2 separate regions of the Homo sapiens genome follow, and region 2 is linked to region 1. Evidence: chromatin contacts called from ENCODE Hi-C or POLR2A ChIA-PET data. All regions are on one chromosome and are shown on one strand. Each heading gives the region's core, a stretch centred on a gene start or an enhancer-like site at or near the end of the contact. The rest is flanking DNA. Distances are from core to core; before and after follow the strand shown. Region 1 has its middle 12 kb from the start of ABHD12B. Region 2 overlaps SAV1 (salvador family WW domain containing protein 1).

Region 1 (4,700 bases), core at 1,596-4,095:
AGTTCAAATCCCAGCTCCATCAGTCACCGACTGGATGGCCTTGGTAACGTCCCTCGGCTCCTCTGTGCCTTAGGGACCTCAGCTTCAGAATGGGAGTGATGAGAGCAATGGCTGTGCAGGGCTGTGGGGATGCAGTGATATACCACATGAGAACCATGCAGGGCAGGGCCGTGATGTATAGAAAAGCTTAGCACGGGGGCCTTGCTATGAAATCCTGTTTCCCTGGGGAAATAGCCTTTCTCTTGGTCTCTGCTCATCTAATGAGTCCTTTAAGCTGCAGGCATCTCCCCATCCTGAGAACCTTCTCTGACCTGGGCTGGGCTGAGCTGGGCTGGCTGCTCTGGACTTCATTGCCCACCTGCCCAACACCACAGGCTCATCACTTACCTGTGTCCTGCATTGAACATGTAGTCCTCCAGGCAGGGAATGTGGCACCCTCATTCATAACCCAGGTGCTGCCTAGAGCCAGAAATTTACTTCTCACAGTTTTGGAGATTGGGAAGTCCAAGATCAAGGTTCCGGCAGATGTGCCTGGTGAGGGCCTGCTTTCTCATAGATGGAGCCTTCTCTCTGTGTCCTCACGTGGTGGAAGGGGCAAACGAGCTTTCTCCTGCCTCTTTTATAAGGGCACTAACCCCATTCATGAGGGACCTAATCACCTTCTAATACCATCACCTCTGGGGTTAGGCTTTCAGCATATGAATTTTGGGCAGACACAAACACTCAGACCATAGCAGAGGCTGAATGGAGAGAGAGAATACAAATCAAAGGACAAAAGTTCTAATGAAGATAAAGAACAGCTAGTTCTCTTCCCCTCTCTGGACAATTTGCTTTTCAGAGTATTGTAAATACGTGGACTTATCTTACTGTTTCTCTGAGTGGTCCTGTCTGTACTGAGTCCTTTCCTGGCCAATGCTTGGGCCTGACAGCATCAGATTTCTGAAAAAGAGAGGAAAAAAAAGTCATGGGAGAAGGGGGGCTGGGCAGAGGAAGGAAGCTCTCAGCCTCCTCCTCAAAAATAGGTCTCCAAGGACACTATAGCCATTTCAAACTCTTTTAGCTAAAGGGACCACAGCTGTGGGAGCAAGAACTTATATATATATACATATAAAAAAATAAAAATATATATATATTATTTTTATTTTAGTATTTTGGAGACGGAGTCTCGCTTTGTTGCCCAGGCTGGAGTGCAGTGGCACGAGCTCAGCTCACTGCAACCTCTGCCTCCTGGGTTCATGCAATTCTCCTGTCTCAGCCTCCTCAGTAGCAGGGACTACAGGTGTGTGCCACCATGCCCGGCTAATTTTTTGTATTTTAGTTTCACCGTGTTACTCAGGATGGTCTGGATCTCCTGACTTCATGATCCACCTGCCTTGGCCTCCCAAAGTGCTGGGATTACAGGTGTGAGCCACCGCGCCTGGCCCAACTTAAGTATATTTTTAAGAACAGAAAAAACCCACTTGCTGTGCTGAGTCCTGGCTGAGGCATGTCCAACATAGCAATAGTCCTGACTTTAGTTAGAGCTGTCCTCTTTCCTTTATTTTTTACATTACAAAATAATTCATTTCCATCCTGGCATGGTGGCTTGCACCTGTAGTCCCAGCTACTGGGGAGGCCAAGGTGGAAGGATCAGTTGAGCCCAGGAATTCTAAGTGACAAAGAGCTATGACTGCACCACTGCACTTCAGCCTGGGCAACAGAGTGAGACCCCCATCTTTAAAAAAATAAAAGTTGCACAATTAAAGAAATAAATACAATAAATTCATTTCTTGGGAAAAGATTAAACAATACAAAAGTGTGGAAAATAAAAAGCAAAACTGTATAAATAAAAAGCCTTATTTCCCTGATCCTAGTCCCCAGAGATAGTCCCTGTCTCAGTGTGGATTTTAAATACGCATATGGAGGGTCAAAGTTACAAATCCAATATGGCATCGGAAATGTAAAATTATGCCTAGACTTGTCTAGAGAGTCGAGCTGGATGGAAATGCTACAATAAATGCACATTTCTTTTGTAGTGGAAGAAATAAGCTATCTAGAATACAATACATACAAGGAACTCTTTTGATCAGGGAGGGCCTGAGGTTCAGGAGTGGCTGTGCAGTTTGACTCCTGGCTCTGAGCTTTCTCACTGGCTACTCAACAGGTCACTGCCAGGTAGTGTCCCACACCCAGACAGAGGGGTAACCAACCACCCAGTGCAATGAGGCTGCCCATCCTGGGGGAGCTGGATTGTTTGGTTTTAAAATGCCTGGGCTGGAAGTGCATGCTGGGATGGGGGGAAGCAAGCTGACCCGGGGCTGAGCAGGAAGGGCCCAGGAGCCTGCCTGGGAGCTCACCCCTCCCCAACCCTTCTCTTTAAAGCCACCATCATTCTTCCAACTTGTCAAGCCACACCAAGGCCAAGGGAAGCACAGCACCGGTAGGCTAGGGCTTTGGAAAGCAGAGGCAACAGCTGTGCGAGGGGAAAGCTCCGGGCAGGAGGCAGCCCTGGCTGAGTCTAAAAATAAAACCCGGCCTGACAGCCTGACAAAGGGGCTCTTGTCAGGCGCAGCAAGAGGGGCTGTCCTGGCCGCCCTTGTGAGGCTGTTCTGGGGCCATGTGGGGAATCCCTCCCTTTCTGCCTTTGGGGTGTCATTCTCCAACGGCCTCTTCAGGTGGACCAGGCTGTCCTCAGTAAACAAGCCGCCTCAGCTGGGGGTTTAAAGATGGATCGGCCGCGCCACTGCACTCCAGCCTGGGCGACATAGCGAGTATCCGTCTCAAAAAAAAAAAAAAAAAAAAAAAAAAAAAAGATGGATCGGCTGTGGTACCTTTGTGTACAGACTCTCCTGTCTGCAGTGAAAGTGAAACCGGGTACACGCCCATCTTGCTCTTCAGAGATGGGCGATCTGCCTGTGCCATACTAGAACAGCAGCTCCAGATAGGCAGGGATGAAACACATCCGTCTTTGGGAAGGAAGAAGGAGTGCCGCTGTGTTTCCCCATTTTATAAAAAGGAGCCCTTGGAACCGATTTGCTCTCAAGATGTTGTCAGCTCCAGGCCAAAGTGGGCTCCCCACAAAGGCAGTCCTTTTACTCTCTGCACCGCACAGAGCTCGTTTTCTGAGCCTGTGGGGTGGGAATATCCCGCCTGTGCTCCCCGGGTTTCAACTCGGCTGGTCAGGAGGAAGTTTCTCAGCTTTAAAATGATCAAATTCCTCAACGGATTGAAAAAAAAATGTCAATAGAAAAAGCAAAAACATCAGGGAAATTAGAAAATTAAGCACTAATGAGGAGCAGGAAACATCTGCTAGAAGGAATTCCTCTAGTATTTAATTTTAAAGGTTTTAAAAATGTGTATCTTTTTGGTGTAAATAATTTTAAAACAGAGCTAGCCGGCATCTCAATCTCTAGATTCAAACTTTCTGGCTCCAAGGTGTCACCATTGTTTGTGCTGCTCATCAGCTCACTGCTGCCCCCGCGTGTCTGATCTAAAAATCACAACACAGAGCTTGTTATCAATTTTATGCTTTGCAAATAAATGGAGAAAAGTCCCACCCACCCCCGCCCCCAACCTATTAGCTCCCATGACAACAAACGGTATAGAATGAAAGCAATGTTTTAGCTTGTTAGTGACAGCTGCATAACCCAGGTGAATTTTCAACAAGTCTTTCATTCGAGAAGATATCATTAGATTACTTTTTTTTTTTTTTTTTGCAATTCATTGAGCCTTTGCTGAAAGGATAAATTTAATTCTTAGAGGGAGTGGTTATGGTTATATTAGTGATGTAAGTCTTACTAATGATATCCTCTTCCTGAGAAACTACATGAGTTACTTATTGACCTGCATTAGAGTTTATTTTATAACATTACATAAAAACCCTACATTTAAGATGATTGAAAGTTTGCTTTCAATCACAAAGAGTCTGTGATGTGAGAGAATTTCTGACATAAGGCTCAAACATTAACCAAAGGGCAGCTTCTTTGTGTTCACCTGGTACCTTTGTCTGTAGTGAGCAGATTGGATCACTGTTTTGATGTGAAACTAGTCTGCCTCTGTGATTTCTACTGAGGACCAATTTTTCCTATTTCTTGCTCATCTATGTAGTTTATCTGAGCCACTTTTTGCTTTATAAAAACTGGGACCACACAGAATATCATGCTGCTCTAGAGGCAATTTGGAAAGTGCCTTCCATCCTGAATAGATCAGGGGGACTGCTTCTTTATGCAGAAAGGACACAGTCCCCTCTTCAACATTACCTGTATGGAAGAAATGGCCACTTGTTCCCAATACTCACACCAGAATCTTCCTATATATACTTTAGTGAGACTTCCCAAAGTCATCCACTAAAACCTGAATGCCATTTATGGATCTTAATGATCTTTCACTGTTCAATCTAAAAACAGCTCTGGAAGAGAGGGCTGAGGCTTTACCTCCTACCAAAGCAATCAAACAAGTCTGGTTAAAGTCAGTGCCCACATAGGGCCTATGGGGGCAGATTCTTTTAGATCCAACCCCAGTGTACTCCCAAAGGAAAGCTGTGAAGGGCATGGTCTGAATGGGCAGCTGATATTACTGTAAGAAGAGCACTTGGTAGAATGTTCATCATGTCTTGGAATTTTTTCAGTCACCTGTGTGAGGTTCCTGTGAACTAGGTTAAGACCAGCTTTACCACTCTGCAAGGTAAGGCAGAGATTATGGGTCACAAAATGAGATACAAG
Region 2 (4,885 bases), core at 156-2,655, 210 kb before region 1:
ATGTCAATTCTCCTGAAATTATCTTTATCTTTATAGGAGTCCCCCCCTTATCCATGGGGGATCCATTCCAAGACCTCCCGTAGATGCCTGAAACTGCAGATAGTACCTAACCCTGTGTATGCTGTGTATTTTCCTATACATACGTATCTATGATGAAGTTTAACTTATAAATTAGGCACAGTAAGGGATTAACAAAAATAAAATTGAACAATTATTATAATAAAAACTGGGTGAATGTAATCTCTCTCCCTCTCTCTTGAAAGATCTTGTACCATATTCATCAATTTTCAGACTGCAGTTGCAGAGGTAACTGAAACTGTGGAAAGCAAAACCATGGATAAAGCGAGACTACTGTCATTCCAATAAAAATTCCGGCCGAGCGCAGTGGCTCACGCCTGTAATCCGAGCACTTTGGGAGGCCAAGGTGAGCGGATCACCTGAGGTCCGGAGTTTGAGACCAGCCTGACCAACATGGTGAAACCCCGTCTCTATTAAAAACACAAAAATTAGCCGGGCGTGGTGGCGGACGCCTGTAATCCCAGCTACTCGGGAGGCTGAGGCAGGAGAATTGCTTGAACCCGAGAGCAGAGGTTGCAGTGAGCTGAGAACGCGCCATTACACTCCATCCTGGGCGACGAGAGTGAAACTCTGTCTCAAAAAAAAAAAAAAAAAAAAATTCCATGGAGTTTTTGTAGATACAGATAGTTATTAAACAGATTTTAAAATGTATACTGAAAGGCAAAAGAGAACTAGAGTAGCCAAAACAATTTTTTTGAAAAAGGGATAAAGTTGAAGGACTCACACTACCTGATTTTTAAGGCTTACTATAAAGCTACATTAATCAAGACAGTATGGTATTGTCAGAAGAACAGACAAATAGATAAATGGAACCAAACAGAGAATCCAGAAGAACACCCACACAGACATGGTCAACTGATTTTTTTATAAAGGTGAAAGGGCAATAGCGGGGAAAGGTTTTTCCAACAAATGATGTTGCAACAACTGGACATCCATATGCAAAAAACCTAATCACAACCTATACCTGCCACCTTACATACAAATTAACTAAAAATAGATCATATATCTAAATTTAAAACTATAACGCTTTTACAAGAAAAAAATAGAATAAATTTTCATGAGTTTAGTTTAGACAAAGAGTACTTTTTTTTACCATGATGCTGAAAGTTCAACTCATAAAGAAAAAATACTGATTAAATTGAACTCTGTCAAGATTAAAAACGCTTGTGAAGGACACTAAGAGAAAGAAAATCAAGCTGTAAACAGGGAGAAAATGTTTGCAAATCACATTATTAGCCAAAGAACTCTGACCTAGAATATACAAAGAATTCTCAAAACTCAACATTAAGAAAACAACCCTGAGCCTGCTGCAGTGACACGCACCTGTAGTTCAACCTACTCAGGAAGCTGAGTAGGAGGGTTACTTGAGCCCAAGATTTCAGGTCTGTAGCACACTATCATCATGCCTGTGAACAGCTACGGCACTCCGGTCTGTGCAACAGAGTGAAACCCCTTCTCTCAAAACAAAAACAGAAGAAGAAAACAAAACGACCCAGTTAAAAAAAAGGGGGGTAAGAATTTTTAACAGGCACTTCACCGAAGACAACATATTGATGGTAAATAGCACGTGAAAAAATGCTCAGGATCATAATTAGCCGTGAGAGAAATGCAAATTAAAACCATAATGAAATGACAATACACGTCTATGAAAATGGCCAAAAAACCAAACAAAACCTGACAATGCAAGTGCTTACATGGATACAGAACAATTGGAATGCCCATACACTGCTGGTGTGGATGCAAAATGCTACAGTCACTCTGGAGAACAGCTTAGCAATTTCTTATAAAGTTAAACATATGCTTTTCATATGCTACAGCAATCCCATTCCCAAATATTTACCCTAGAGAAATGAGAAGTCATCTTCACACAAAATCCCATTTGTGGATATTTACAATGACTGTATTCATATTTGCCCCAAAGTGGAAATGACACACATGTCCTTTAACAGAATGGATAAACAAACTGTGGTGCAACTGTACAGTGAAATCTACTCAGGAATAAAATGGAACTAATTATTGGTACATGCAAGAATCTCAAAGATGAATCTCAGAAGTATCATGCTGAGGGAAAGCAGCCAGTCTCAAGTGGCTACAAATTGTACAGTTCCATTTTTATGAGATTCTTCCAAACACAAAACTACTAGGACAGAAAACAGTGATTGCTAGGAACTGGAGGTGAGGGACAGGAGTTGACTATAAGAGGACAACCTAAGGGAATTTTAGAGGGTGTTTGAAATGTTCTGTATTCTCATTACACAGGCATTACATGAAATCTATACATATGTTAATACTCAGAACTGTGTAACTTGAAAAAAGTTAAATTTACTATACTTTTTAAAAGAATAATCTGGCTGCATAATTTTATTCTCACACAAGAATACTAATAGTTGGCCGGGTGCGGTGGCTCATGCCTGTAATCCCAGCACTTTGGGAGGCCGAGGCGGGCAGATCATGAGGTCAGGAGATCGAGACCATCCTGGCTAACACGGTGAAACCCCATCTCTACTAAAAATACAAAAATTAGCTGGGCGTGGTGGCGGGCGCCTGTAGTCCCAGCTACTTGGGAGGCTGAGACAGGAGAATGGCGTGAACCCGGGAGGCGGAGGTTGCAGTGAGCCGAGATTGCGCCACTGCACTCCAGCCTGGGCGACGGAGCAAGACTCCGTCTCAAAAAAAAAAAGAATACTAATAGCATATGTATAACAAATCACCCCGAAACTCAGTGGCTTAAAACAAGAAGTATTTATTTGGTTCACCACAGGTTGGTGATACTGGCTGAGCTCAGTAAGTTTTTTCCTTGATATTTGGTACAAGTTATCTTTACTGTCTCATTACTTGATGAAAGTTATCTCTTGTATAACTTTCAATATGAAGCCCTACTGATGATCAGACCTCCATTTCTTCTCTGACTTAAGCTGCTATTTTTTTTACCCTTAGCTCACTCTGTTCCAGCTACACTCACCTCCTGGATGCTGTTCTCAAACACGGCAGGTACTGGCTGTTTATTCTCCCTAGAAGATTCTTCCTTCAGATATTCTCTTGGCTCACTCTCACCCTCTTCAAGCCTCTTCTCAAATGTTTCAATGAAGCTTATTCTTACTATGGCAGTCTACATCTGCTGAGCTTCTACTTACCGTTTTACTTTTTTAAAAAGCACTTTAACCTTTTAACTTATGTAATTTTAGTTTGTTTATTTACCTACAAGAATCCCACAAAGAAGATTCTTAGGACAGGAATCTTTGTTTTGTTCACAGATACATCTCCAGTCTCTAGAACAGTGTCTACAGAATAAAGCACATAGTAAGTGTTAAATAAATAAGCTGCAGTAATAAAGACAGTGTAGTATTAGTGGAGGAGATACACACATCAATGAGACAGAAACTGCATAAATATTTTCCTTGATTTTTGGACTTATTTTGCCTCTTTCACTCCCATATTTTACTAGTTCTGAAACGAAGGTGTTTTTTATAATCAAGAGAGTAAATCTGTTAGCCACTAGGCAGCAAATACAGATGTATTATCATTGCTGGTGCATGTTCTAACACAGTCCTAGGAAGACAGTATGTGGTTCATACTATTATTAATCCTCATTATTTGTAACAGTTGCACCCCAGACAAAATTTTAACATAAATTTGAATCCCTGTGCCTGAAAGGTACAAGGATACAGCATTTAAATGAAAAGTTAGTGTGTTAACAGAAGACTGCCAGTCAACCCAAGGCCCTAACTGCCAAATTTAGAATATCTCAGAATGGTCAAAATAAGAAAGACTGGGTGACCATTGAGGTGTGAAGGAGTACCATGCCAGAGCAAAACATCTACTAGTCAAAAGTTCCCAGCTGACTTTGAAGAGCTTTTAAAATTACAGTTGGCTGGAAACTAAGGCAAAATGAAAACATCAAGTTTACCTTTAAAGAAAGGCAAATGAAACAGACCCCAGTGACAAAAGGTAATTTAGAAGAAACTTTAAAATTAAGGTAAATGCTTCAATTCAAACTCAGATTCTAAAGAAGGATATGTAAGTGTATGGATAAATACGGGTTATTGGCATGTGGTTTAAGAAACTGTTTTTATTTAAATACAACATACAATGCATATGCATAAGGCTAGTCACTGCAGCAACATCTATAGTTGCAAAAGGCTAGAAATCAACCAAATGTCCAATAATAGCAAACTGGATGATTACACTATTACACGCACAGAACAGAGTACTATATTATATAGCTGTAAACATGAATGAAGATGATTTCTATTTATTGCCCTGGAATAATATTCGGGATGTATTATGTGAAAAAAGAGTCTGGACAGTACACCACCATATATACATATATGTAGTAGCCAGCCAGTAAGGTGAACCTGGGCCCCAATTATCCCTGTCCTCCTGGGATTCACACCCTTGTCTGTGTGACCAATAGTTTATGGCAGAAAGGATGGTGTGTGACTTCTGAGATTAGGATATAAAAGACCGTGCAGCTTCTGCCTTGGTCAAGTGTACTTGCTCTCTCATCACTCACCCTGGGGGAAACCAGATACCATATCATGAGAAGCCCATGAGTGAGGAATTGAGGCCTTCAGCCAGAACTGAAGCCTCCTGTTAACAGCCTTGTGAGTGAACTTAGAAGCGGATCTTTTGGCCGGGCGCAGTGGCTCACACCTGTAATCCCAGCACTTTGGGAGGCCAAGGTGGATGGACCACCTGATGTCAGAAGTTTGAGACCAGCCGGGCCAAGACGACAAAACCCTATCTCTACTAAAATTACAAATAATTAGCTGGGCGTGGCGGCACATGCCTGTAGTCCCAGCTACTC

What was found. A loop is a pair of places that touch in the nucleus more often than their neighbours do. ChIA-PET counts read pairs that join two places held with the same protein, here RNA polymerase II (POLR2A). Pooled maps may share reads with other maps.
Region 2: a loop to region 1 is called in a pooled map, with 3 times the contacts of the local background. The contact joins two enhancer-like sites. A Hi-C loop is called at or near these places in 2 of 50 pooled maps. POLR2A ChIA-PET finds 5 or more read pairs at or near these places in 3 of 52 experiments (activated CD4-positive, alpha-beta T cell, activated T-cell and activated naive CD4-positive, alpha-beta T cell).

The regions. Positions count from the first base shown.
Region 1 is chr14:50,857,231-50,861,930 of GRCh38, forward strand. No RefSeq gene overlaps it. Among named protein-coding and RNA genes, the nearest start is that of ABHD12B, 12 kb to the right of the region's middle. Within about 2 kb of position 2,846, at least 25 of the 41 ENCODE cell types and tissues checked have a DNase peak (open chromatin) inside an H3K27ac peak, as active enhancers do.
Region 2 is chr14:50,646,031-50,650,915 of GRCh38, forward strand. The region is part of intron 2 of SAV1 (salvador family WW domain containing protein 1); the gene reads right to left. Among named protein-coding and RNA genes, the nearest start is that of SAV1, 20 kb to the right of the region's middle. Within about 2 kb of position 1,406, at least 5 of the 41 ENCODE cell types and tissues checked have a DNase peak (open chromatin) inside an H3K27ac peak, as active enhancers do.